2 separate regions of the Homo sapiens genome follow, and region 1 is linked to region 2. Evidence: read pairs that join two places in POLR2A ChIA-PET (ENCODE). Cell type or tissue: Panc1. All regions are shown on one strand. Links, peaks and the distances in the headings refer to the core of each region. The heading gives the core; the rest is flanking DNA. Region 1 holds the start of NKX2-5 (NK2 homeobox 5). Region 2 overlaps CREBRF (CREB3 regulatory factor).

What was found. ChIA-PET counts read pairs that join two places held together with the same protein. Peaks named below come from ENCODE experiments on the same cell type or tissue, not always from the same donor. Only the 100,000 strongest peaks of a DNase experiment are listed, where the experiment ranks them.
Region 1: POLR2A ChIA-PET joins it to region 2 with 10 read pairs; 3 of 35 experiments call an interaction of 5 or more read pairs at or near these places.

Annotation. Positions count from the first base shown.
Region 1 is chr5:173,228,022-173,240,627 of GRCh38, reverse strand. NKX2-5 (NK2 homeobox 5) reads left to right here and starts at 5,422. Exons shown (of 2, transcript NM_004387.4): 1 at 5,422-5,878; 2 at 7,419-8,519. The coding sequence starts at 5,545. The coding sequence ends at 8,059. RefSeq lists enhancers at 1,353-1,926, 6,743-7,622, 7,623-8,502, 10,776-11,442. In Panc1, for the core only: no CTCF peak of the experiment used is centred there; no DNase peak of the experiment used is centred there; H3K4me3 peaks cover 1,166 bases; H3K27me3 peaks cover 596 bases.
Region 2 is chr5:173,126,356-173,138,961 of GRCh38, reverse strand. It overlaps CREBRF (CREB3 regulatory factor), which reads right to left. Exons shown (of 9, transcript NM_153607.3): 9 at 1-5,332. The coding sequence ends at 5,217. Among named protein-coding and RNA genes, the nearest start is that of BNIP1, 12 kb to the left of the region's middle. RefSeq lists an enhancer at 9,681-10,181. In Panc1, for the core only: no CTCF peak of the experiment used is centred there; no DNase peak of the experiment used is centred there.

The sequences.
Region 1 (12,606 bases), core at 1,543-9,542, 100 kb before region 2:
GTCTGTGCATCTTGGGCTGTGCAACCCCAGCACCTGGTACATAGTGGGCACCCACTCAATGTAGGTGAAGGGATGGAGAAAATCAGGCCAAGAATCCAACAGTGACCAAGCTGTGGAGTCACTTGGCAGCTGGGTGAAAGCTACGGTCCACTCTTTTAGCCTCTCCCCTCACAGCCACACACACACACACACACACACACATACGCACAGTATCCACTAGCCATGTGGATCTGCTCTTTCCTTCTGTGGGCTCTAGGCCCTTCCTATGGCTGAGCAAGTTTCCATGGACAGCTCTTAAAGCAGCTTGGAGACTTTCTGTCTGTCCTAGCTGGCTAGCAGGGGGCTGGGGAGGGGTGGGGGGTGAGGGAAGGAAGCCAAAACCCAGCTAGGCAATAGAGAGTTAGTATTTCCAGTGCTCTGCTCAGACAGCCCAGAAAGCAGGATTGACTACATAGTTTGTGGGCTCAGCGCAAAATAGAAATGTGGAGACTCTGCTTAAAAACTTATGAAGAGTTTTAAGACAGCAACAGCGGAACATTAAACCAAGCTCAGGCCCTGTGAGACTGCACAGATGCCATGCCCATGAAGGATAGGGTTAATTATGGAGGAGGGGGAAGGGCCCTTTCAAGGACTCTAAAGCTTCAGACTGTAAGGTAGAAGTGGGCTGGAGGGGTATTCATAATAGACAAAATGTGGAAATAACCCAAATGTTTACCAAGTGATGAATGGACGAAGTGTGGCATAGACATACAATGGAATATTGTTCAGCCATTAAAAGGAACAAGATGCTGATACGTGCTACAGCATGGACGAACTTTGAAAACATTATGTTAAGTGAACGCTGCGAGACACAAACAGCCACATATTGTATGATTCCATTTGTATGAAATGTCCAGAACAGGCAAATCTATAGGGGCAGAAAATAGATTAGCAGTTGCCTAGGGCTGGGAAGGTAGGAGAGGGGATTGGAGTTGATGGCTAAAGACCACAAGTTTGTTTTTGGGGTGATAAAAATGTTCTAAAATTGTGGTGTTGGTTTCACAACTCTGTGGACATACTAAAAATCACTGAACTGTATACTTTAAATGGGTGGATTGTATGGTATGCGAATTATATCTCGATAAAGCTGTTATCAAAATAGGAGAGGGAAGGGAGAAGGGAAAGGAAAAGTGGGAGAGCGAGGGGAGGGGAAGGCGGAAGTGAAATGAACGCATGTTAAATTCCTCTCTCCCCCTCTCTTTCTCAAATGAACTTTATGCAGGAAATCTCCCTTGTCTATGAAGGTTGGGGAGACCTGGCATCTCAAATCCAACAGCCTGGTCCTCTCCCCTGGCTGCGGGGTGGGGGGTGATGGTGGGGGTCTTGCTCTTCCTCCAGTTGGTACGGTCTTGGGCGCAGCGACGTGTAATAAAAGAAAACAGTCTCAGCTGTGCAGTCAGCTGTGTGTTCGAATCCTAACACCCTGACACTGTCCTTTCCCATCTGTGTGACCCTGAGCAACTTACTCCACGTCTCTGAACCTCATTCTCCTCAGGCCTGCAGTCGGAATAAGAGGATCCGTGACGAGATCCGTGAGAGCGCCTGGCACACCCCGTGGGCACTGAACAAGCGTGGAAATGAGAAGGATTTGGTGCCAGCTGAGCCACCTGAATGAGGCGAGTCCCGAGGCAGGAAAAATCCGGTGCCGCGGAGGCCGCCTGGACTCTTCCGGAGCCAAGGGCGAGGTCGGCGGCCCTCAGAGTCGCCCCCCGCCCCCAACTCCCGGCCAGGAAGGAAGCCGGGCGGCGGAGGGGCCCAGCGCGGAGGCGGAGGCGGAGGCGGAGGCGGAGGCCGAGGCCGGGAGTCCGGCGCGCAGCCGGAGCTGCTCATCCATCAGCCGGACGAAGAGCAGAGTCGCGCTCTCGGCCCTCTGTTTGCTTTCTCGCCAATTATTGCAGCGCCGCAGCCCCTTTGTTGATACAGTAGTCCGAAAAAGTGCTAATGTTCATTTATCAGGGGGCCAGCCGGGGACTCCCACGAGTTGCGATTCTTCCCAAAATATAAACATGGGGCGAGCGTCCCAGACAGAAACTCCCATCTGTTTCCCCCGCGCGGGCCGAGAGCGAGGCGTTGTTGAAGATAAAGCCGCGGATAACGCCGCCTGTCTCCAATGGACGTCTCCCCAGCGCATTAATGACATTCCCGGTGATAGTTCCAGCTTATCTTTCAATTAATCATATATACCTTTTGCGACCAGCCCTGCTGATTGCACGAAAGGGGGGCCGGCTCCGGCTGCGCCGATCGCTTTTCAATTAATAATAATTTATTCACGGAGAATGCGCTCGAGCCACCCTGGAATTTGGATTATCTTAAAGCACCAACTCTTTAAAAGTCAAGGAAATACACAGATAGATTTTCGATCTCTTCTCTCTCCTTTTGTCTCTCTCTGCCTTTCTCTAGGCTGAAGGCTGTTTGTTTGTCCTGCTAGTTTGGTCAAAGTGCGGCGCAGAGAGGCGGCCAGGTTGGGTCAGCGGCCCTTGGGAAAAAAAGATGTGTCCCTGTTGGGGGCCAGAGAATCAAGTTTCCTCCCACCCAACCCCCAACTATTGCAATTTCTATTTAGATCTATTTAGAGGGATTTTTTTTTAACTCACTCGGAAACAGTGAGGACTGGAAAGAAAAGCTGCAAATGGCTCTCGGACTTTCCTCTAAGGAGACCAGCATGGGTCGCCCCAATTTCTATTTTGCACGTATTTGTCCGTTTTTGCCCCATCTCCTCTCTCCTGCAACACCAAGACCTTTTTGGAAGCCAAGAGAAATCATTACCCGATTCACAAAGAGCATAGAGAGTGTAACAGTCACTGATCTTGTTCAAATAGGGAGAGTTTTTTTTCCTTCCCTTTTTGTAACACCTGACCCACAGGACTGACAGTTCTAGGAAGCCCCCTTACCCGAAAATAGGAAATAAATCCTTGCCACCTTGATTTGCAAGGGCAATGCTAATTTTTTTCTTTCTCCAGAGCTCTCAAAAAAAAAAAAAAAAAAACCTTACTAAAAACAGGGATCCCGGATGTAGCCTCGATGTCCCCCATTAAACGGTAATATTTCAGGCGTCCGCTCACACTAATCTTTCAAACTGTCATCGCGAGCCGCCTGGCCAGCAGATTCACTTAACAGCGCTCCCAGGACCCTCGTTCCGAGCTCTTTTCAGCGAGACATTTAATTGAATCGGATGTGGCTCGTTTGCCAGACGTCACCGCCTCGGCGATAGGCATCCTCTCCAACGACACCCCCCCCCGCCCGCGCTCGAAAACAATCTTCAAAGGCAAGGCGGGCCCCCAAGCTAGGTTAATTTACAGCCATAACGGTAACGTGGCCAAAAGTCCAGGCGAGGAAGGGCCGCAAGGCCGCTGACATGCAGCTCCGTCCAAGGAGAATTTGGGTTGGGAGGTGAAGAGGTGGGGGGACGAGGTTTCCTGGGCCTTGAACGCCCCACATTTAAGAAAAGGCATCCTCCACAGACTAGACTAACAATTCCAGACCCCCAGTAGTCCCTGGCTCAGAAACTCGAGGCGTGATTTCGGCGTGGCAGCCCAGGCCTGTTACTGACGGCTGGCGCCTAGAAGCCGGGGTCAGGGCGTTGCGCGCCTCCTGGGCTGCCCTGCGGGGCTCACCTCTCTCCCCAGCATGGAGGCCCCAGGTCCTGGGAGTGTGGCTTTGATGAGGGACAGGAAAAGTCCCAACATCAGGCCAATGCTTGACTTCACTTGCGTCGGCGTCTCAGACGGCACACTGTCGGGTTTGAGCACCCAAGATGTACGTTCTGGACAGACACTATTTTGTCCCCATACATGGAGCGTTTCCTCCGCACCTTGGGCGCGCCTGCGGGAGCTGTGTCTTTAGGTAGTTTTTGGCCCTGCGCCGCCTTTATTCTACTCCAAGCGCCTCTTGCCAACCCGCACTCCGCAAAGAGCCAAGCCCTCCACATCCCCATTCTCAGCAAGTCCACGCGTCCCGCCCAGCTTCCCGCCCGCGGTTCCCTGTACCAGCTAGGGCCGTGAGAAGCCAACGCTTTTCCACTGACAAATCCTGTCATCCCCAGCTCTAGAAGGCGTCCTTAACCTGGGCCCGCTCTGCCTGCCCGGACTCCTGAATTGTAAGCAAAATAAAACTCCTCTCTGCAGTGTTCTGGGGAATGGAGAAGACCCCAAGCTTTCATCAGACCTCCCAAGGAGTGCGGGGACCCAGAGAAATGAGGCCACCCGGGCAGGATCTGGCCATGTAGCTGGCGCTCCTGAAACTCTGGCAGATTTGTCTGACTTCTGTGCCCTACTCTACTGACCCTGGGCTAAAAATGATCATGATCACCCCACTTGCCCTGCCCTTCCCCCACGCGCCTGACCGAGCCGCAGGGGTGCCCCACTGGAAGTCCGGCCCAGAGGCCTCAGAGAAATCCTGGCCTAGCTGGGCTCAGAGGAGCCCCGCCTCCCTGAGAGCTAAACCTGGGCTAGGACCCTGAAACCTCGAGGTTGGCAGAAGCCTGAGGGCCTTGCTGCCAGGCAGGGAGGGCACGGGAAGGAGGGAGGTGGGATCGATGGCCTCCAAACAGGGGAAACAAGGTGGCTGGTAGCTGGGGCACTCCACAAGACAGGTGTCTCCTGGGAAGCTGAGCTTACCAGCTGGGATTCCTGATTTATTTCATTATTAAGGGGAGAGGCATTTCCCTGGGAGGGTACTGGCAGTGACTGATGCCCCCTGGAGTTGTGCTGTGCATAACACTACTGTAGGAGGCAGCAACTCCTACCCCACCTGGCCATCACTCACCTTGCCCTTACTTTCGTTGACTCGCCCAGAAGCACCCAGAGCCTGCGGCATGACTGACCCTGTAGGCCAAGCCAAACCAAACCCCCGAATTGTCCAGAATCTCGCCCTGCTGCTATCCCCAAAGCCAGCCCTGTCCTCCAGGCTTCTCTTCCTATTCAGACTCTCCCTCATCCCACCACCTTCAGTAATAAAGCCTTCCTCAAATCACTCTCCTCCCCACCGCTTCCCACCCCATCCTTCTCTCTCCCATGCTGGTTTGGGTGCTGAGGAATATTTCTTCAAACCCACACCCATCCAGCCCTGCCCAGAGGCCTGACTCTGCATGCCTCTGGTAGGCTTTTCAGGCTCACATTAGGGAGCAAACGCAGGCTGCAGGAGCAAAAGGAGACCCTTCCAAATGCGTCGTGGCCCCTTTAAAAAAGCTGGGCAGGGCTTTTTTTTTTTTTTTTTTTTTTTTTTTTTTTTTTTTTTTTTGCCGTATGACTATATTAGGTGACACGAAACTGCTCATCGCTCCTGTCATCGAGGCCCCTGGCCCAATGGCAGGCTGAGTCCCCCTCCTCTGGCCTGGTCCCGCCTCTCCTGCCCCTTGTGCTCAGCGCTACCTGCTGCCCGGACACATCCAGAGCTGGCCGACGGGTGCGCGGGCGGGCGGCGGCACCATGCAGGGAAGCTGCCAGGGGCCGTGGGCAGCGCCGCTTTCTGCCGCCCACCTGGCGCTGTGAGACTGGCGCTGCCACCATGTTCCCCAGCCCTGCTCTCACGCCCACGCCCTTCTCAGTCAAAGACATCCTAAACCTGGAACAGCAGCAGCGCAGCCTGGCTGCCGCCGGAGAGCTCTCTGCCCGCCTGGAGGCGACCCTGGCGCCCTCCTCCTGCATGCTGGCCGCCTTCAAGCCAGAGGCCTACGCTGGGCCCGAGGCGGCTGCGCCGGGCCTCCCAGAGCTGCGCGCAGAGCTGGGCCGCGCGCCTTCACCGGCCAAGTGTGCGTCTGCCTTTCCCGCCGCCCCCGCCTTCTATCCACGTGCCTACAGCGACCCCGACCCAGCCAAGGACCCTAGAGCCGAAAAGAAAGGTGAGGAGGAAACACAGGCCCCCTTCTCCCCTCCTGGGTCGCTTTCGTCCCCAAGAAACTCAGGGCCAGGAGGAGGAGACACGCGCCCTTGGGCCGAGGGCTGGGCTGCGGCGGGGGGTTCAGAATGTAAGATGCCTGGTGTTGTCGCCAGGCTCCCGCGCCCCGCGTCCAATCGGAGGTTCAGAGGAAATGCCGGATTGAAAGGATCAGAAGCAAGAGACCAAAAAACGTTTCCCCCCGGCCTAACAAAGCCCCGGGCGGCTTCGGCTCTGCTCCTGGGTCTGGTAGGAAGTTGAGAAATCGGTTTATGGTAGACAGAACAGAGAGACAAGCAGATAATCTCTGTTTTTAAATCTCCTTTGGATTTACGAATCTTTTTAAAGATCTGATGAGAACCGCTAAACAGAAATTGAAATGTTGCTCACCAGACAGCTTTTGCGTACAATCGGAGGAGGGTCCTGGACCTTCTTTCTGCAGCCCACCCACGACCCGGGTTTCTGGTGCCTTTCTTTCTTTGCGCCAGGAAAGTGGAGTCTGGGATCGAGGGCCTTGATTTTAAAATGGGATACTGCGGACCCTCAGGAATCTGACTTCACTTTATTTTTTCAGCACAACTTGCCGGCGCGGCCAGGGCGGAGAGGTTCCCTCGTGGAAAAGTTAGGAAATGCTGCGCTACCGCGGGCACAAGGGAGTGGACGAGATGAGTGCGGGATCATCCCGCAGGCCATCCCAGGATCGGGGAGGGAGGCCGGCCCCGCTGCAGAAAGGGGCCTTCTGGGAGACCCCCCAGCCCAAGGCAGGAGCCCGGGCGATTCCCGGGAGGCCGCAGGCGCTGGGCGAAGCGCTGGGCGAAGGGCCGCTGCCAGCCGGGAGAGAATTCATAGGTTTGTTGAGGAGCAGAGGCCTGGGAACAAATTCGGGCGGGCACGGCGGCTAGAACTGATCGCTACCAATTCGAGGAAGCCAGCAAGGCAGGTTCCGAGGCCGCCTGCCCACCCGCAGCTTCTTGGACACTGCGCAAACCCTGCTGCGGCCAGGCTGGAGCCTCCGATCACCAAACCAACACTCCCTGGCCTTCTGTTTCTTGATTCCTTAATTTTGAGATAAGACCGTCCCTAGCAGTGAGGCCTCGGCCTCTGTTCATTTAACTTCTCAAACCAAACTAGCCCTAATTCAGTTCACCCCAGAGCATCACCTGGTTTTATTTTTATTTTTTTATTTTTTTATTTATTTTTTTTTTTTTTGCAGCCTGAAATTTTAAGTCACCGTCTGTCTCCCTCACCAGGGTGTGAACTGCCCCGAGGGCAGAGACCTCCCGTTTTGTTCTCCAGCGCCTTGAGCCAGCCTGACTTTCTACAAATGCTGAGTGAGACGTGTCGGTGGCTCCCAGTGCACTTGGCAGAGTGAGCCGCAGCCAGCTGGGCGCTCCAGGCAGGACACAGTGGCCTCCACGAGGATCCCTTACCATTACTGTGCGGCCGCGCTCCGTAGGTCAAGCCGCTCTTACCAAGCGTCTCTCTGCCTCTCTGTTCCCCCTCAGAGCTGTGCGCGCTGCAGAAGGCGGTGGAGCTGGAGAAGACAGAGGCGGACAACGCGGAGCGGCCCCGGGCGCGACGGCGGAGGAAGCCGCGCGTGCTCTTCTCGCAGGCGCAGGTCTATGAGCTGGAGCGGCGCTTCAAGCAGCAGCGGTACCTGTCGGCCCCCGAACGCGACCAGCTGGCCAGCGTGCTGAAACTCACGTCCACGCAGGTCAAGATCTGGTTCCAGAACCGGCGCTACAAGTGCAAGCGGCAGCGGCAGGACCAGACTCTGGAGCTGGTGGGGCTGCCCCCGCCGCCGCCGCCGCCTGCCCGCAGGATCGCGGTGCCAGTGCTGGTGCGCGATGGCAAGCCATGCCTAGGGGACTCGGCGCCCTACGCGCCTGCCTACGGCGTGGGCCTCAATCCCTACGGTTATAACGCCTACCCCGCCTATCCGGGTTACGGCGGCGCGGCCTGCAGCCCTGGCTACAGCTGCACTGCCGCTTACCCCGCCGGGCCTTCCCCAGCGCAGCCGGCCACTGCCGCCGCCAACAACAACTTCGTGAACTTCGGCGTCGGGGACTTGAATGCGGTTCAGAGCCCCGGGATTCCGCAGAGCAACTCGGGAGTGTCCACGCTGCATGGTATCCGAGCCTGGTAGGGAAGGGACCCGCGTGGCGCGACCCTGACCGATCCCACCTCAACAGCTCCCTGACTCTCGGGGGGAGAAGGGGCTCCCAACATGACCCTGAGTCCCCTGGATTTTGCATTCACTCCTGCGGAGACCTAGGAACTTTTTCTGTCCCACGCGCGTTTGTTCTTGCGCACGGGAGAGTTTGTGGCGGCGATTATGCAGCGTGCAATGAGTGATCCTGCAGCCTGGTGTCTTAGCTGTCCCCCCAGGAGTGCCCTCCGAGAGTCCATGGGCACCCCCGGTTGGAACTGGGACTGAGCTCGGGCACGCAGGGCCTGAGATCTGGCCGCCCATTCCGCGAGCCAGGGCCGGGCGCCCGGGCCTTTGCTATCTCGCCGTCGCCCGCCCACGCACCCACCCGTATTTATGTTTTTACCTATTGCTGTAAGAAATGACGATCCCCTTCCCATTAAAGAGAGTGCGTTGACCCCGCACGTGTGCTTCTTTCAGCTTGCGGCGCTTCAGAAGCAGGAGAGAGGTGGCCGCCCGGGACTGGTCTCAGATCTCAGGCACAGGCATTCCCTGAGCAAATTGATAACATTGATACTAATAAAACCTAACCCTTGCTGGAACCATACTGGTTCCGTGTCGGGCACTTTCTGAGATTGTCTCATATAATCCTCAATAATCCAAAAAAAAAAAAATCCTAAAGTTTAGAAGCTGAGGCCCGGAGAGGTTTAATGACTTACCTGCGAGCAAATAGCCAGTACTAGTCGAACTCTGGTTAAATTCAGGATGCCTCACTTCAGAGACCGCCTTCCCTGTGCTCCCAAGCTCCCCTCCTTGAATCCTAATGTGTGCCAGGCACGGTTCCAGGCACTGGGCATTAAATGGACAGCAAAAGAACCTGGGCCCTCTGTAGCTGGAGAGCACCGTGATCATCCCACTTAAAAGAACTCCTTAGCCTGTTTCCAGATGGAAAAGCCAAGAACCCAAGCCCTTGGCAAGCGTTCTCAGGCTCCTCAGATGCCCCCAGATGCCACGTCGGGGCCTCATCAGCTGCCCGTGGGACTGAGTGCCGAGGCTGGACCCCAGAGAGGTGTCCTGCGGATGGTGCTCACCTCCAGCTGTGGTGAGGCCCCATAAATTCACATGGTCAAGGGAGCCCCTAAGCCCTAACCTTACTGATGTCCTTTCCTTAGGGCATTTAATTTCACCATAGTTCTGACCAACAAATGTTACTAGTGTCCTGATTTTATAGATGAGAAAACTGAGGCTCAGCGAAATCAAGTTTAAACCCTGCTTGTTATGGGACTTGCCCACTGCATGCCTCGGTGGTGGTGGTGGCGGTGGTGGTGGTGGCGGCGGCGGCGGTGGTTGCTCTTGTTTGTCTGTAAAATGAGGATAACAAACACACCTTGCTCGCATCCAGGATCGCCAGTCAGCAGGTGCTGGGACCGGACCTCCAGCTCCTCTATCACCAGCCCCAGAGCCTGAGGAACTGACCCAGGATCTTTTTAAGATACGTCTTTAAAAGGGACCAAAGCCAGAGGGAGTTGAGGATTTGTTTTCTCACTGGATATGGGTTTTTCTGATATTTTGCCCAGGAAGCACTGAGTTGGAGGCCTGGGGCATTGGGGCATCCGGCTGAGAGCTCCCTGACACAGCCAAAGCATTGCTTGTGGCAGCCAGGAACCGAGTGCTTCTCAATGTTCCCCTGACTCCCAGTAAGGGTCGCCAGGCTGGCCTGGCACAACCAGGAGCTGTCCTACTGCCTCACCAGGAACCATGCAGCCCCGCCAGCGCCTGTGGTGTCTCTCTGGGTAAGTGCCACACGCCCGTGGAAGAGGGGAGGATGCCAGGAGGTTCTAAGTACAACCACTGTCTATACCCAGTGTTACCACTGGACACAGTAGGATACAAGGGCAGTGGAGTGCAGGCAGTCTACCATCACAGGGTTCTGGGCTGTGCTGTGGGAAGGAAGAGGAAAGGGCTGTGCTCAAGGCTTGGCTGAGTAGAAGAAGGGACCTGAAGGTCTGGGCCAGCTGGCAGCTAGAGAGAGCCATCAGGAGTGGGAGCCGGATGATCAGCTCAGCCCTGGCATTCCACCTCCTGGGCCTGTGACCCTGCTGCGAGTCTTTAACATGTTCCTGTCTCAGTCTTACGGAGGGACACACTGAGGCTCCTCCAGGTTGCCAGACCAGCTCCTAAGCAGGACGGTGCTCTCCTGCTAGGCAGCCCCAGCCCACAGCCCCAGCAGGCCTAACTCACACAACTGGGAAATTCTTCTATCCGAAATGACCCGTATTTGCTCTTAACCAGATCGCTGTGGCCTCCGTCCCGCACTCCTGTGGGCCTTTTTCACCTTACAGGTGTCTGCAGTAGCATTAGAAACAATATTTATTTCACTTAACGTTATACCACGAGGATTTCTCCATGATACTTCCCTCTTTATGTGTCATACTCTCCCTTGGGGGACCAGCTGAGTGACCCAGGATCTCCTGCAGCTTTCCCAAGGCGCTCACAAAGGCTAACAACGGCTGGCTGGCATCTGCCAGGGCTCACCAAATGCCAGCAACCCCAGCTAAGTGTATACAGGAGTTCTCTCACCGAACCCATCTTCATTTGCAGACCGGGAAACTGAGGAGGTTACGTGGGTGGTCAAGATCATCCAGTCTCTAAGCGGGAACGGGAGCTGGGAAACACACAGGACACATACTGGGGAGAGTGTTCCTGAAGCCAGAGCCCGCCACACTGTGGATGTCTCTCCAGTAAAGATGCAGACAGAATGGCTCCAGGCCGCGCTGAGCAGAACCCAGACTCTTGCCAGTGGGGTGAGGATCTCAGGCCTCACATCCAGGCTCATGATGGGGCAAGCTGTAGACGGCAGAACTCAAGGAGCCGGCAGGGACTGCCCTTGCCTGGCTGGGGCGAGGCTTTCCTGCGTGGATGCTGAGTCAGGGAGCGAGGACTCAGGCCGGGACAGGGTCAGAAGTATCCTAAAGTAACAACACCCCGTGTTTACATGGCGACCCCCACCCCAATTATATCGGTGATATTTGTTCTGTGTTCAGTTGCTAATTGTATAAACGACGCATTCAGGGTAAGAAAACTCAACCGGCTCAGAGAAAAGCAAAACAAAGGAGAAGTGTGGGGCGCCTCCGAGGTGGCAAAGCCAGCGGAGATGAGGGTGGCGCAGGCATGAGCTCTCCATGCCTAGGGCGCCAGGGAGGCACCTAGGGGACTCATTTTATTTTTAGTATTTTTTAAAATCGAACAAGAACACGCCGCAGTTAAAAAAAATGGAGATAAACAGCGATATTAAAAGGAAAAAATGGGGGAAGGAAGGTAGGTTTATTTAAAAAAGAAAGGGAAAAAAATTAGCTTGGTGGTTCCCGGCAAAGGCGAGCCGGGGCTGGGGGTCCCCAGCACGAGGCCACCGCCTCCCACCCGGCCCCCGCCGCACTGGCTCCGCCGTCCCTTCGTTTCCTTGGGTCATTCCCAGCCCGCAGGCACAGGTTCGGCCAAATCAGAATAGCTCCCGTCCTTTCATTTTGTTTAGATTTCACCTTAAGTCGACGCCACGGTGTGTATCTAAATACCTGTATTTTTAAAGGACGCGCGGAAGCCGCAGGTTTCACCGCTGACTCGGAAACATCACGCGGTCCCGCGCGGGAGTAGCACCGTCTTCCCCGCAGCGCCCGCCCCTCGCATCCTCCGGGAAGCATTCCGAGCTCAGGCCCAGCGCTTCTACGCCGCAGGCAACAGCCTTGTGGCCTCTAAGCCTTGCCGACTCCCCTACCAGGCTGAGCTCCTGGAGAAAGGGGCCTGTGGCCTGCCTTTAATTTATCACTCACAGAGTTTATCGCGTGCCAGGCACTGTTCTGAGCTCTTTACAAGTGAACCCATTGAATCCCTTTTTATACCTCTGGGTTATCGTGAGGAAACAGATGAAGGATTCATTTTAAACCCAGAAAGAAGGAGTACGTTGCCCAGGGTCACACAGCTGGTCAGTGTCAGAGCTTGGTTTCAAGCCCAGGCAGGCTGGTTCCAGAGCCCCAGTATGTAGCGTGGTCCCATCCCAGTTCAGGACTGGCAAAGAGTAGGCGCCAGGAAATGTTTGTCCATTAAAGAGTACAGACATGATATTAGCTAACAATTCCTGGATGATTTCTATGTGCCAGGCACAACAAATTACCAGAGAAGCACACTTATTATTCCCTTTGAGTCTGAGAGGAATCTCAGACGGGATGGTGGCAGCTGGGACTCCAGGGATGCAGCCCGGCCCTCTTGCTGCGACTCAGAGGAGAGCTCACCCCAGTGGTGAGCAGTGAAGAGACCCGAGGGCGAGACCCTCAGATCACCATGGGCTCCTCACCCTGCTGCAGCCCACAGCTGCGTGGAATAACAGTATGGATTATTGCCTAACATCTGTTGGTGCTTACTTTGTGCCAGGCCCAGGGCTAAATGCTTACCCTGCAAATCTCATTCTGTCATTTTCCAAGGAGGAAATTGAAACCCGGAGAAGTTAAAAACATCACCTACCTAAGGCCACTCCAGTAGTGTGGAGTGGG
Region 2 (12,606 bases), core at 1,499-9,498:
CTACGCAACTATGCAAAAGAGGTTGCCACATTGTATGAACAAATGCTTTGAATTCTTGCCCTTCCACTCTTCTCTTGTGACTTCTGTGCTGTCAGCCCTAGTATCGCTGTCAACCACAATACTAAGCTGTAGGACAAATCCTAGGGAAAGAAGGTAAAAAAGCAGGCAGTGGAATACAGTGTCATAAAAATGTGGTGGAAAGGCAGATACAGTACACACATACACATTTCTGTTATTTGGTTCTGAAAAAAACAAAGGGCGAAGGGCAAGACATAGTAATCAGTCCTGCTCCTATCCACCCAGAATTTAATTAACTACACCATTGTGTTTACATTGTTATGAAAGAGGCAAACCGAACCTAGTTCACCCAAACTTGGCACATTGAAATACCCAACTTTGATGTTCTTCACTAGTTACCAAGTCTTCAATTCCAAAATACTGTTTGGAAGTAGTTTTAAGGCTCTGTCCCCTCACTACTACCTCCAAAACTCTCTAAACAAAAATGGCAATTTGGCCTAGCTCAGTTCCTAGGTGTAATTTCTACGATTTCAGTCAGTTTATTAAGCATGAGGACTATGCTTCAACACATAATCCCATTTGCCTATGGAAGTGTATAACTTTCAGTAGTACATTTTCATCATCTTTCCCCAACATGCTTATTCCTTAAAACGAAACCACCATTCCTACAGTTGACATTCATTGTTACATCCCAATGTGTTTGAAGTATTAAAAAAACATGGAGTCGTCTTCTCATAATGCCCTTATTAAGATTACAAAGATTACAAAAGAATCCACAAGTATTACGGCACTGTGTGAGACTTATTTGTCATGATCCAAGGGAAGAACAAGACTGCAGTTCTGTGCAAAGTTGTGGAAATGGCCTCAGTTCCATGGGAAATGGTATTCCACAACAGACTTCACTAGAAGGATAATTGAAACCTTTTACTTTAACACTGAAAGCATAATTCAATGCATTCTCAAAATTCAAGTTTCAAGATATGGAGAGATGCTAACATTCTGTTACATAATTAACTAGAAAATACTTGAACAGAATTTTAGGAAACTATATAAAGAAAGGGAACATAAGTTTTTGTTAATTCTTGCTGAAGGCAACTTGAATTCATTTCTTATAACATTAAATCTTAGCAGCTAAATTTTTTTAAATGTGTGGAATAAAGAAAAGCACATCCATTCTTGACATTTTGGTGAATAAACTAACAGCTTTATTAATGAAGGCAAACATCAGATCATTGTATGAATATTATATATATATATAAAAAGAAATCCAAACTAACAGCATTGTATTTCAAAAGTACTGTACTTCTGTTTCTTTTAAAGAGACTTGTCATCTGTTTTTATAAAACAAAATGGGTACTCTTCTCCTAAAAAATCCTGGAAAAATGAAATAGTCAATTTCAAGCTGATGAATTGAACACACCTTTCTTTAAATGCAGACTATTGCTAGGAAGCAAATAAAGTCAAGCATCAGAAAGAAGATGTATGAGAAATGCATGAAAGTCAGAGAAAAGGGATGTAGTGAAATTACTGCTAATCTTTCCCCCCTATATTCAAAGACCATCCAAAACTGGTCTTTCATACAAATATAAAATAACTATAAAGAGAGGGAATTTGAAACCATACCCATCTGAAATCCTTCATGATGCTTTTGTAATAGTTCTGATTCTCTTACCAAAAAGGTCAAAGTTAAAGATGTAGGAAGTGGAAGGGAATGAAGACGTTTAGTTTTAAATGTACAAGTAAGGCACAATATAAAGCCACATCATAATCTGTCATGAAGGATATAGGAAAGGACAAGAATCATACATGGTACAGTAGAACAAGCAATTATATTGACTGGAAAAGTGTGGCACCCAATTCAAAACTCAGACAAGATCTTAACAAGAGCGACTGGACAGCATGCTTTCATATGGAGACAAACTCTATAAAGAATCCAGTGTATCTGAAACTAGGAAAAAAGGTTTTTGTTGGTTTTTTTTTTTTTTAAATCATAGTAGTACTAGAGTCAAAGTTTATAATTGCTTTGGAACAATGGGTTTACTTGAGGTGAATTCACAATGCCTTCACTTAAAAGTAAGATTCTGGACTTCATTATGAGCTATCTGTATACCATGTATGAACACAGAAAACCTTTAGAGAACTCTTCTCTAATGATCTTCACCCAAAAATACATGCCACAATTTTCAAAAACAGAACATGTACAATTGTTGGGGTTTTTACATTACCCTTATAAGATTGGTTTGTGTGATACACTAAACGTATATATTTTAATGACAATAGAGGAAGCAGATTATTACTGGCATTAAAGTACAACCATTTCTAGACGGTTTTAAATGCCACAGAGTCCCCTGGTTAAAATGTAAAGCTGCACAGCTTGCCTATGTCATCTTTATGATAAAGTTAAAACAGCAAGAGGATTTAACTTTCACTCTACATTTTACTGCCAGGTTTTTATATAGATCAAGTATCGCTGCAGCATTCTGACCAGCCCAGATTTAGCAGCAAATGGCAGGAATCATATAAAATGCAATTTTTTTTTAACAAAGTGCTTTTCTAAGATATACATACATATATAAATAGGTACAAAATAAAGTGTCAACATTAAAAAGCTCAACTATTTAAAAGCTTTTAACTATTTAACTTAAGTAGTACATATAAAACACTGAAACTCAAAGATATGGAATCTACTAAACAGATTCAAAGTCTTTTTTTTTTTGAAATGCAAGACCAAAAAATCAAATTCTGGTTTGCAGACAGGAAAAAAGTATCAAAAACCAGAATTCCTAACAGAGCAGCTAGAAAGGGGCAATTTTATAAACCTTATCAGCTGAATATCATGAGGTGATTTTCACCTGATTGCAAAACTGCCATAGTTTGAAACACTTTTCAATTTACCAGACACACTCTGTCAAGACTTCATATACTTCCAACTTGCAAGCCTGTGTTTTGCCTTCTCCAACCTAAAAAGGAAAAGCTTTAAACGATGAACTTACATTCTATTAAACCATCAGACTTGAGCTTATCATCTGTTTAGCGTGAATGTACAAACCAGGTACATTTCCACCAAACACATAGAAAAATCTTGTGCATCACAGTTCAGCTAAGGTGGTAAGACAATCCTTACAATCCTCCTTGGATTTCTTTTTTAAGATGTCAAAGAAGCAGGTAAGCAACATTGTTCATTTGTTACTGGGTGTTCTAGATCAAACCTTCACAAGCTATATATATAGCTTCATATGCTATAGCTTACAAATGGGGTAACAAAGTAAAAGAAAAGAACAAATTATACTTTGACACTTTATAGTCAAAGTATAATTAAAAAAGAAATCCTACAGTGGGTAATGGAGAAATAGATAATTTTTCCAGCAGCTATGCCTGAAATTTTTGGTATTTTTTTCCTTGCTAAATATGCTTTTTTTCTTTTTTTAGTTTTTAAGCCACCAGTTTTCAGAGTTCAAAGCACAAGATTTGAGAATAAAACAGTAAGAGAGACAGGATGGAAAAATCTGTGGGGGAAGGTTTATAATGCTGCCTTGACATAAGAAATTTCTCATCAAGAGGTAAAGCTTGAACACAGTTAAAACACTGACTAATGAAGCTGTTTTATATGAGCAAAAAAGAGCACCTAAAAACTAAATGTGTTAATGTTTCTCAATTCTAGAAACTATAGAAGAATAAGTCACATGTTAAGTTTGAAGAAGCTAGTTTGAAAATACCTGTACAAAAATATAAAAATCTATAAATTGTTTTTGTTTTAGCCTGTGTTGATCTTTGAAAATATTACATGCACAATAATACATCAATCGGAAAAGTGGCAACTAAAGAATTAGATATTTTTAGCTTTTTTCTTTCTTTACATATATATATATACATAATACAATAAAAATAATCTATTTTGTTGTCTGGTGGAAGTATACTACAATAAGCTAAATAAACATTTTAATTTTCAAAGTCAAAAACTATTTTATCAATAGCTTACTAAAATGAAATATATTAAAATTTCCTACAATAAGTGCAGAAATAAAAGACATCTAAATGGCCACCAACTTATCTACTATGGAAGCGAACTAGAGGAACAGCAAAATAATATTTGTATGTATGGATGCTCCTTCTGTAGATAATTGGACCCAAACAGAAATAAAATTCACAGTTCAGTAAGATCCCTAACCCTGACCTTTTTTTTTCTTTTTTTTCTCCTTTTTTTTCATACATTCATACAGTATCATGTAAGCTGTGCAAAACTTTACTTAGACTGGCAGTTTGCCATATCAGTTGCATTTGTCTTTGGTACAAAAAATAAAACAATCGCAATAATGTGCAAGTATTTGTCTTCTTCCGGTCAAGTACCGAAATATGAGTTTTCTAGAGCCATCTTTTTTTTGTTGTTTTTTGTTTTGTTTTTTATACAATACACAGACTCTGTGGCATATATCTACATTTCAACATAGTCCTATATACATTCAAAAAATCTGAAAAAGAGTTGGAACAAAAAAACATTTAAACCCCATAATTTTTCCATCTATATATCTTGTTTTTTCTCATTAGGGTTTTCATCATACAAAATATTACCAGTTTTAGAGTTTCCCCAAAATACAAGGCACAAAGAATATGCTTTTTTTTTCTTACTTGCACAGACATTTGTGTGTGTGTGTGTATATATATATATATATATATATATTTATATATATCATCTTGAGCTCTGACAATGAACATCTAATATGGCCCACAGGCACAAGTGCTGGGTGTGCCATATACAAGTGAGATTAATGGTTGTGGAAAATTAGAACAAAAAGCAATAATTCTAAAAACAATTTAAACCGACTGTTTAAAAAAATGCTTCCTCAATTTTTTTGTGTGGTTCAGAGCATAAATCTGCCACAATACTTGGCATTTTACTATTTCACTCCTCCAAAATGTTTTGCTTTAACAGATTTTTGTAATCTGTACCTAACATTTACTTAAACATATGATTTTCAATTCTGATGCCAGTAGCAGTTTTAATCATGGTTTATGCTCTGAAAATGCAATAATCAAGTATTTTGGATCATGCTTCACTTATGCTACTTAGTTCTTAAAACAATGTAACCTAATTGTAAATGTTTACATAATGCTAACTGACATGCAAAACAGAATGAAAATTTACAATGGATAACGTGACAAAACGCAGACATTTCTGACCAGTGGTCCAATGAGGCTGATTACACCTTTGATGTTGGTATCCTTAATCCTACAAGGCCTCCAGTGGGATTCCCTTCTGCAGTCTTCTCTAACACTTGGTTAACAAATTCTGAGGTTTGCCCAGCAACTGGTAGACCTGAAGAGAAGAATAAAAGGCACATCTAGACACAAAAATGGAAGGCCATGAAGGGAAGGGAAGGAGCTGGTAAAAACTGAGGTTCAGGTGTGGCCCTCAGCTTGATACTGGTCCCAAATGAATTCCCTGGCACTTGTTATTGCAGCTCAGAAAACAATGCTACCCTTCATATTACTGTCTAAAATTTTAAGATTAGAAAAGTCAAACCAAGGATAGCCATGAAAAATCATAAACCAACATTTAAAGTGAGGTAGATGACAAGTGTAACAGTCCAAATAACAGTCCAAACCCAAACCCAAAGGCTGCCGACAGGCACTGCTTCCCACGCCCTGGTTTTTCCCTGTTCTCTCAGCCAGTCTCTTCCAATTACTCTAAACTCACCAAGTTCCATGGGTAGGTTTCACCCATGAAACTGAAAATATAGACCTGAAGGATGTTTTGGGTCATTTTTATAATTACTGGATACAGTTTAAGTTTCCTTTTCTTCATTTAAAAAAGTGAATGAACGAATAAGAAATGTTGGAAGAGAAGAGGGAGAAAGGTGGGAGCAGCATAAGTATGTAGATTTTCTCATCTTCCTCATCTTCCATAGTAAGACCAAAAGATAAAATCACTAAATCAAATAACAGAGGTATAAGTACATTTTTTTAAGTATTAAGAAAAATAAAAAGGATGGAAATAGAAATATATTTGTCAGCTAGGCACGGTGGCTCAGGCCTGTAATCCTAGCACTTTGGGAGGCTGAGGCAGGCGGATCACCTGAGGTTGGCGGATCACCTGAGGTCGGCAGATCACCTGAGGTCGGAAGTTCAAGACCAGCCTGACCAACATGGAGAAACCCTGTCTCTACTGAAAACACAAAATTACCCAGGTGTGGTGGCACATGTCTATAATCCCAGCTACTCGGGAGGCTGACGCAGGAGAACTGCTTGAACCCGGGGGGTGGAGGTTGGGGCCAGCCAAGATCATGCCACTGCACCCCAGCCTGGGCAACAAGAGTGAAACTCTGCCTCAAAAAAAAAAAAAGGAAAGGAACGGGAGGGGAGGGGGAGGGGGAGGGGGAGGGGGAGGGGGAGGGGGAGGAAAGAGGGAGGGGAGGGGGAGGAAAGAGGGAGGGGAGGGGGAGGAAAGAGGGAGGGGAGGGGGAGGGGAGGGGGAGGGGAGGGGAGGGGAGGGGGGGAGGGGAGGGGAGGGGAGGGGAGGGGAGGGGAGGGGAGGGGAGGGAAAGGAAAAAGAATTTGTCGGCTGGGCGCAGTGGCTCACGCCTGTAATACCAACGCTTTGGGAGGCCAAGGCAGGCAGATCACCTGAGGTCAGGAGTTTGAGACCAGCCTGGCCAACATGGTGAAATCCTGTCTCTACGAAAAATACAAAAAATTAGCTGGGCATGGTGGCGGGTACCTGTAATCCCAGCTACTCAGGAGGCTGAGGCAGGAAAATTGCTTGAACCCAGGAGGCAGAGACTGCAATGAGTCAAGATTGTGCCACCGCACTCCAGCCTGGGCAACAAGAGTGAAACTCCATCTCAAAAAAAAAAAAAAAAAGAAATATATTTGTCATTGCTCATAGGAAGAAGTCAAAAGATATCATAAAAAATACTGGCCGGGCATGGTGGCTCAGGCCTGTCATCTCAGCACTTTAGGAGGCCGAAGTGGGCAGAGCACAGGTCAGGAGTTTGAGACCAGCCTGGCCAACAAGTTGAAACCCTGCCTTTACTAAAAATACAAAAATTAGCTGGGCATGGTGGCAGGCACCTGTAATGCCAGCTACTTAGGAGGCTGAGATAGGAGAACCACTTGAACCTAGGAGGCAGAGGTTGCAGTGAGCTGAGATTGCACTACTGCACTCCAGCCAGGGTGACAGAGCAAGACTCCGTCTCCAAAAACAAACAAAAAAAAGTGTGTGTGTGTGTGTGTGTGTGTGTGTGTGTGTGTATACATATATACAAGCTTAACCATGTGATCAAACTTAGCATGACAAATAATGAGACAATCTGATATTATGTGCCTCTTGACTGATGGAATGAAAAGGTTGTATGATGTATTCTTACCAGAAAATCTAACTGCATTTAGTCATGAGGAAACAGATAAATCCAAATGTTGAGACATTTTACAAGACCTGGATTTTTCATAAAAATAAAATAAGATGGGGAGACTGATGTAGACTAAAGAAAACAAAAGAAGAGATATGACTAAATGCAATGCATGATCCTCGACTGGATCACACACACAAAAAAATGCTATAATGGACATTATTGAGACAACTGGGAAAATGGATTCCATATTAGATATTATATCAATGTTGAAGCACTAGGATGTGACACTGGCGTTGTGGCTAAGAGAATGTCCTTGTTTTCAAGCAATACAGGCTAAAATAGTTAGAGACAAAGAATCATGATTTTTACGAGTTATTTTCAAATATTCCCTGTCCAAAATACACATGTAGATAGAGGTAGAAATAAAGCAAATGTAGCAAAATATTAACAACTGGTGAGGGCTGGGTGGGGTGGCTCATGCCTATAATCCCAGTGCTTTGGGAAGCTGAGGCGGAAGGATCACTTGAGCTTAGCCTGGGCAACACAGCAAGAACCCGTCTCTACAAACATAAAAATAAGTTTGCTGCTGGCCACGTGAGCTGGCTCATGCCCGTAATCCCAGCACTTTGGGTGGCCAAGGTGGGCGGATCACTTGGGGTCAGGAGTTTGAGACCAGCCTGGCCAACATGGTGAAACCCTGTCTCTACTAAAAATGCAAAAACATTAGCCAGGCATGGTGGTGTACGACCAGTGACTTGGGAGTCAGCTGAGGCAGGAGAATCATTTAAATCTGCTAGGCAGAGGTTGCAGTGAGCCAAGATCACGCCACTGCACTCCAGCCTGGGAGACAGAGTGAGACTCCATTTCAAAAATAAAAATAAAAATAAAAATAAAAATAAATAAATTAGCTGGACATGGTGGCGCACATCTGTAGTCCTAGCTACTTGGGAGTTGGTGCTGAAAGATCACTTGAGTCCAGGAGTTGGAGGCTGCAGTGAGCTATGATAGCACCACTGCATTCCAGCCTGGGTGACAGAGCGAGACTGGTTTCTAAAAAAAAAAAAAGCAATGAATTTTAAAGAACAGTGAAAACAACTGGTAAATCCAGTTGAACGAAACATATATGTTCATCGTACAATTCTTTCTCCTTTTCTATAGGATTAAAATCTTAAATGAAAAGTTGACAGACAAAATAAGTATACATTTTATGTTACAGTTAAAAGCCAATCCACAAGGTAAAAACACAAAGCTTTGAAAATTATCAGAGGATACAAACAAAAGTGAAACCATAATGGATCATGTAAAGGCAAAAAAAAGGCCACATAAACAAACTCTAGCAGATCTTTTGATGACAGCACTAAAACCAAACATAGATCAATTTTTTTAAAAATGAGCTAAACTCACCTATTAAAGTACAACCTCCAGAATAAATAACAAAAAAAATCCAAATACATGCTACATAAAAAAATCTAGGCCGAGCGTGGTGGCTCACGCCTGTAATCCCAGCACTCTGGGAGGCCGAGGTGGGTGGATCACAAGGTCAGGAGTTTGAGGCCAGCCTGAACAACATGGTGAAACCCCGTCTCTACTAAAATACAAAAATTAGCCAGGCGTGGTGGCATGTGCCTGTAATCCCAGCTACTCAGGAGGCTGAGGCAGGAGAATCGCTTGAACCTGGGAGGCAGAGGTGCAGTGAACTGAGATCACTCCATTACACTCCAGTCTGGGCGACAGAGCGAGACTCTGTCTCAAAAACAAAAAACAAACAAACAAAAAAATCTAAGAAAAAATTTTCTGATATCTGAATTAAAATTAAGTTACATTTTAATTTAACTAAAATGTTTTGTGTGTGTGTATTTTTTTTTTTTTTTTTTTTGAGATGAGGTCTGTCACTCAGGCTGGAGTACAATGGCACGATCTTGGCTCACTGCAGCCTCCATCTCCTGGGCAAAAGCGATCCTCTCGCCTCAGTCTCCTGAGAAGCTGGGATTACAGGCTCGCATCACCATGCCTGGCTAACTTTTTGTATTTTTTTTCTAGAAATGGGGTCTCCTTATGTTGCCCAAGCTGGCTTCGAACTCTTGGGCTCAAGTGATCCTCCTGCCTTGGTCTCCCAAAATGTTGAGATTATAGCTGTAAGCCACTGCACCTGGCTAAAATGTTTTAAAAAGATGTAACTGGCCGGGCGCGGTGGCTCATGCCTGTAATCCCAGCACTTTGGGAGGCCGAGGCTGGTGGATCACGAGGTCAGGAGATCAAGACCATCCTGGCTGACACGGTGAAACCTCGTCTCTACTAAAAATACAAAAAATTAGCCGGGCGCAGTGGCAGGTGCCTGTAGTCCCAGCTACTCGGGAGGCTGAGGCAGGAGAATCGCTTGAACCCGGGAGGTGGAGTTTGCAGTGAGCCGAGATCGCGCCACTGCACTCCAGCCTGGGCAATAGAGCGAGACTCCGTCTCAAAAAAAAAAAAAAAAAAAAAAAAAAAAGATGTAACTAATATAAAATGATTCAGAGGCCGGGCACGGTGGCTCACGCCTGTAATCCCAGCACTATGGGAGGCCGAGGCGGGTGGATCACGAGGTCAGGAGATCGAGACCATCCTGGCTAACATGGTGAAACCCCATCTCCACTAAAAATACAAAAAATTCGCCGGGCATGGTGGCGGGCACCTGTAGTCCCAGCTACTCCGGCGGCTGAGGCAGGAGAATGGTGTGAGCCCGGGAGGCGGAGCATAAGGTGAGCCGAGATCGAGCCACTGCACTCCAGCCTGGGGTACAGAGCGAGACTCCGTCTCAAAAATAAATAAATAAAATAAAATAAAATAAAATGATTCAGAAGGATTGAAAATAAAAGAGTAGACAAAGGAATACCAAACAAATATAAATAATAAGATTAGAAACAATACCAAACAAATATAATAAGAAAGCTGCATTCGTGATAATACCAGACAAGAAGTGTACTTCGTGATGATAAAAACTGTAGTTCATAATGCAGATTTAGTACTAATAAATACTATTCAAACATCCTGACATTCAGAAGCAAAAACACAGAAAATATGAGATGAAACTGAAATACATTACTGGGAACTTTTCTCAGTTCTACACAGAGTAAATGGACTGCCACACCAAAAAAAAAAAGGAAAAAACTTTATTAAAAATACCTAGTCGATATGTGGGAATCTTATTATAAAACAGAAAATACATCTTCTTTTAAAACTCCCGCAGAACATTAAAAATTGTAATCTTATATTAGGTAGCCAAGAAAATCTCAATAAATCCACAAAAAACTGGAGGTCAGTAATAAAACTAGAAAACAATAATCCCTACCTGCTGGGGGAAATTTTAAATCTCTCTCAAAGAATTCTTGGGTTAAAGAGTAAATCAAACCTAAAATTTCAAAGTATTCAGAAAACAATAAAAATGACAAATCAGAACTTATGTCAGAATTTTAATCAGCTAAAGTAGCTCTAAGAAGAAAATTCAAAGGCTGTTATTTATATGAATGGTCAAGAAAGAATAAAAAGAAAAAAATTAAGCATCTAACAACTCAAGAAATTAGAATTGGTAAGTTAAGAGCTGGTTTTGGGGGGGAGAAAGTAGAATAACCTATAATGAATCAAGAAATAAGGGAGAACAGACACAAAATAATAAATGAAAATGGAACAGTAACAACAGATATAGAAGAAATCAAAAATCAAACAAAAATGCTTTGCTCACTTTTAATAAATTTGAGGCCCAGGAGGAAGTAATTTTTCAGGAATACGTAAATTATCAAAAATGACTCCAGAAGAATTTGTAACCTGACAGAGAAATTACCTTTAAGAAAAATAAACTCAGGCCAGGCGCAGTGGCTCACGCCTGTAATCCCAGCACTTTGGGAGGCTGAGGTGGGTGGATCACGAGGTTAGGAGTTTGAGACCAGCCTGGCCAAGATGGTGAAACCCCATCTCTACTAAAAATACAAAAATTAGCCGGGCGCGGTGGCATGCGCCTGTAGTCCCAGCTACTTGGGAGGCTGAGGCAGGAGAATCGCTTGAATCTGGGAGGCAGAGGTTGCAGTAAGCCGAGATCGTGCAACTGCACTCTATCCTGGGTGACACAGCGAGACCCCATCTCAAAAAAAAAAAAAAAAGAAAAGAAAAAGAAACTCAGCTAGGCTCAGTGGCTCATGACTATAGCACTTTGAGAGGCTGAGGCGGGAAGATCACTTGAGGTCAGGACTTTGAGACCATCCTGGCCAAGGTGGTGAAACCCCGTCTCCATTAAAAATACAAAAATTAGCTGCACATGGTGGAACATGCTACTCAGAAGGCTGAGGCATAAGAACCACTTGAACCCAGGAGGCGGAGGTTGCAGTGAGTCAAGATAGTGCCACTGCACTCTAGCCTGGGTGACAGAGGGAGACTGTCTCAAAAAAAAAAAAAAAAAAAAGAAAAAGAAACTCCAACCCATTTAAACTGGTCCAGAGGCAAATTCTGGGAAGACAGCTGTATAGTTGTTGTTATTGTTGTTTTTGAGAAAGGGTCTCACTCTGTTGCCCAGGCTGGAGTGCAGTGGTGCAATCACCCTGCTCATTGAAGCCTTGACCTTCCAGGTTCAGGCTGGTCTTGAGCTCCTGACCTCAATCGATCCTCCCACCTCAGCCTCCCAAAGTGTTGGGATTACAGGCATGAGCCACTGTGCTCAGCCACCACATAGATTTTTAATCTTCATTTCCCCATATAAAAACAGAGCAACTAAATGGCAAAACCATAAACCCATGGAAAACATTTACAAGTGATAAGGTATCCCTAGGAACATTCAAGAAGGTAGGAACAAACTACCAAAAGCTTTAAGACATGTATGGCAACAGCATTATCAATATTTATCAATATTTATGTGGATGGGCCAAAAGGAAGTAATGGACATGAGAACAAAAAAAAATTTCCATATAGCGAATAGGTTACCCACTGGCAAGTACAGCAGAGTCAACTTGAGAACTGCAGCTAACGCTGTGAGGGATTTTCTCCAACCCAATATTGAATACAAGGTGAGTACAAGGAGCCCACAGTCAGAAGTGAAGGGGCCCACAGTTGAGCCTCTGTGAACTCTGAAAATGGACCAGCCAGGACTCTTGCAGGACAGGAGCAAGCCGTGATAAAACAAAAAAAACTGGCCAGGTGCAGTGGCTCAGGCCTGTAATCCCAATACTTTGGGAGGCCAAGGCGGGCAGATCACTTGATGTCAGGAGTTTGATAC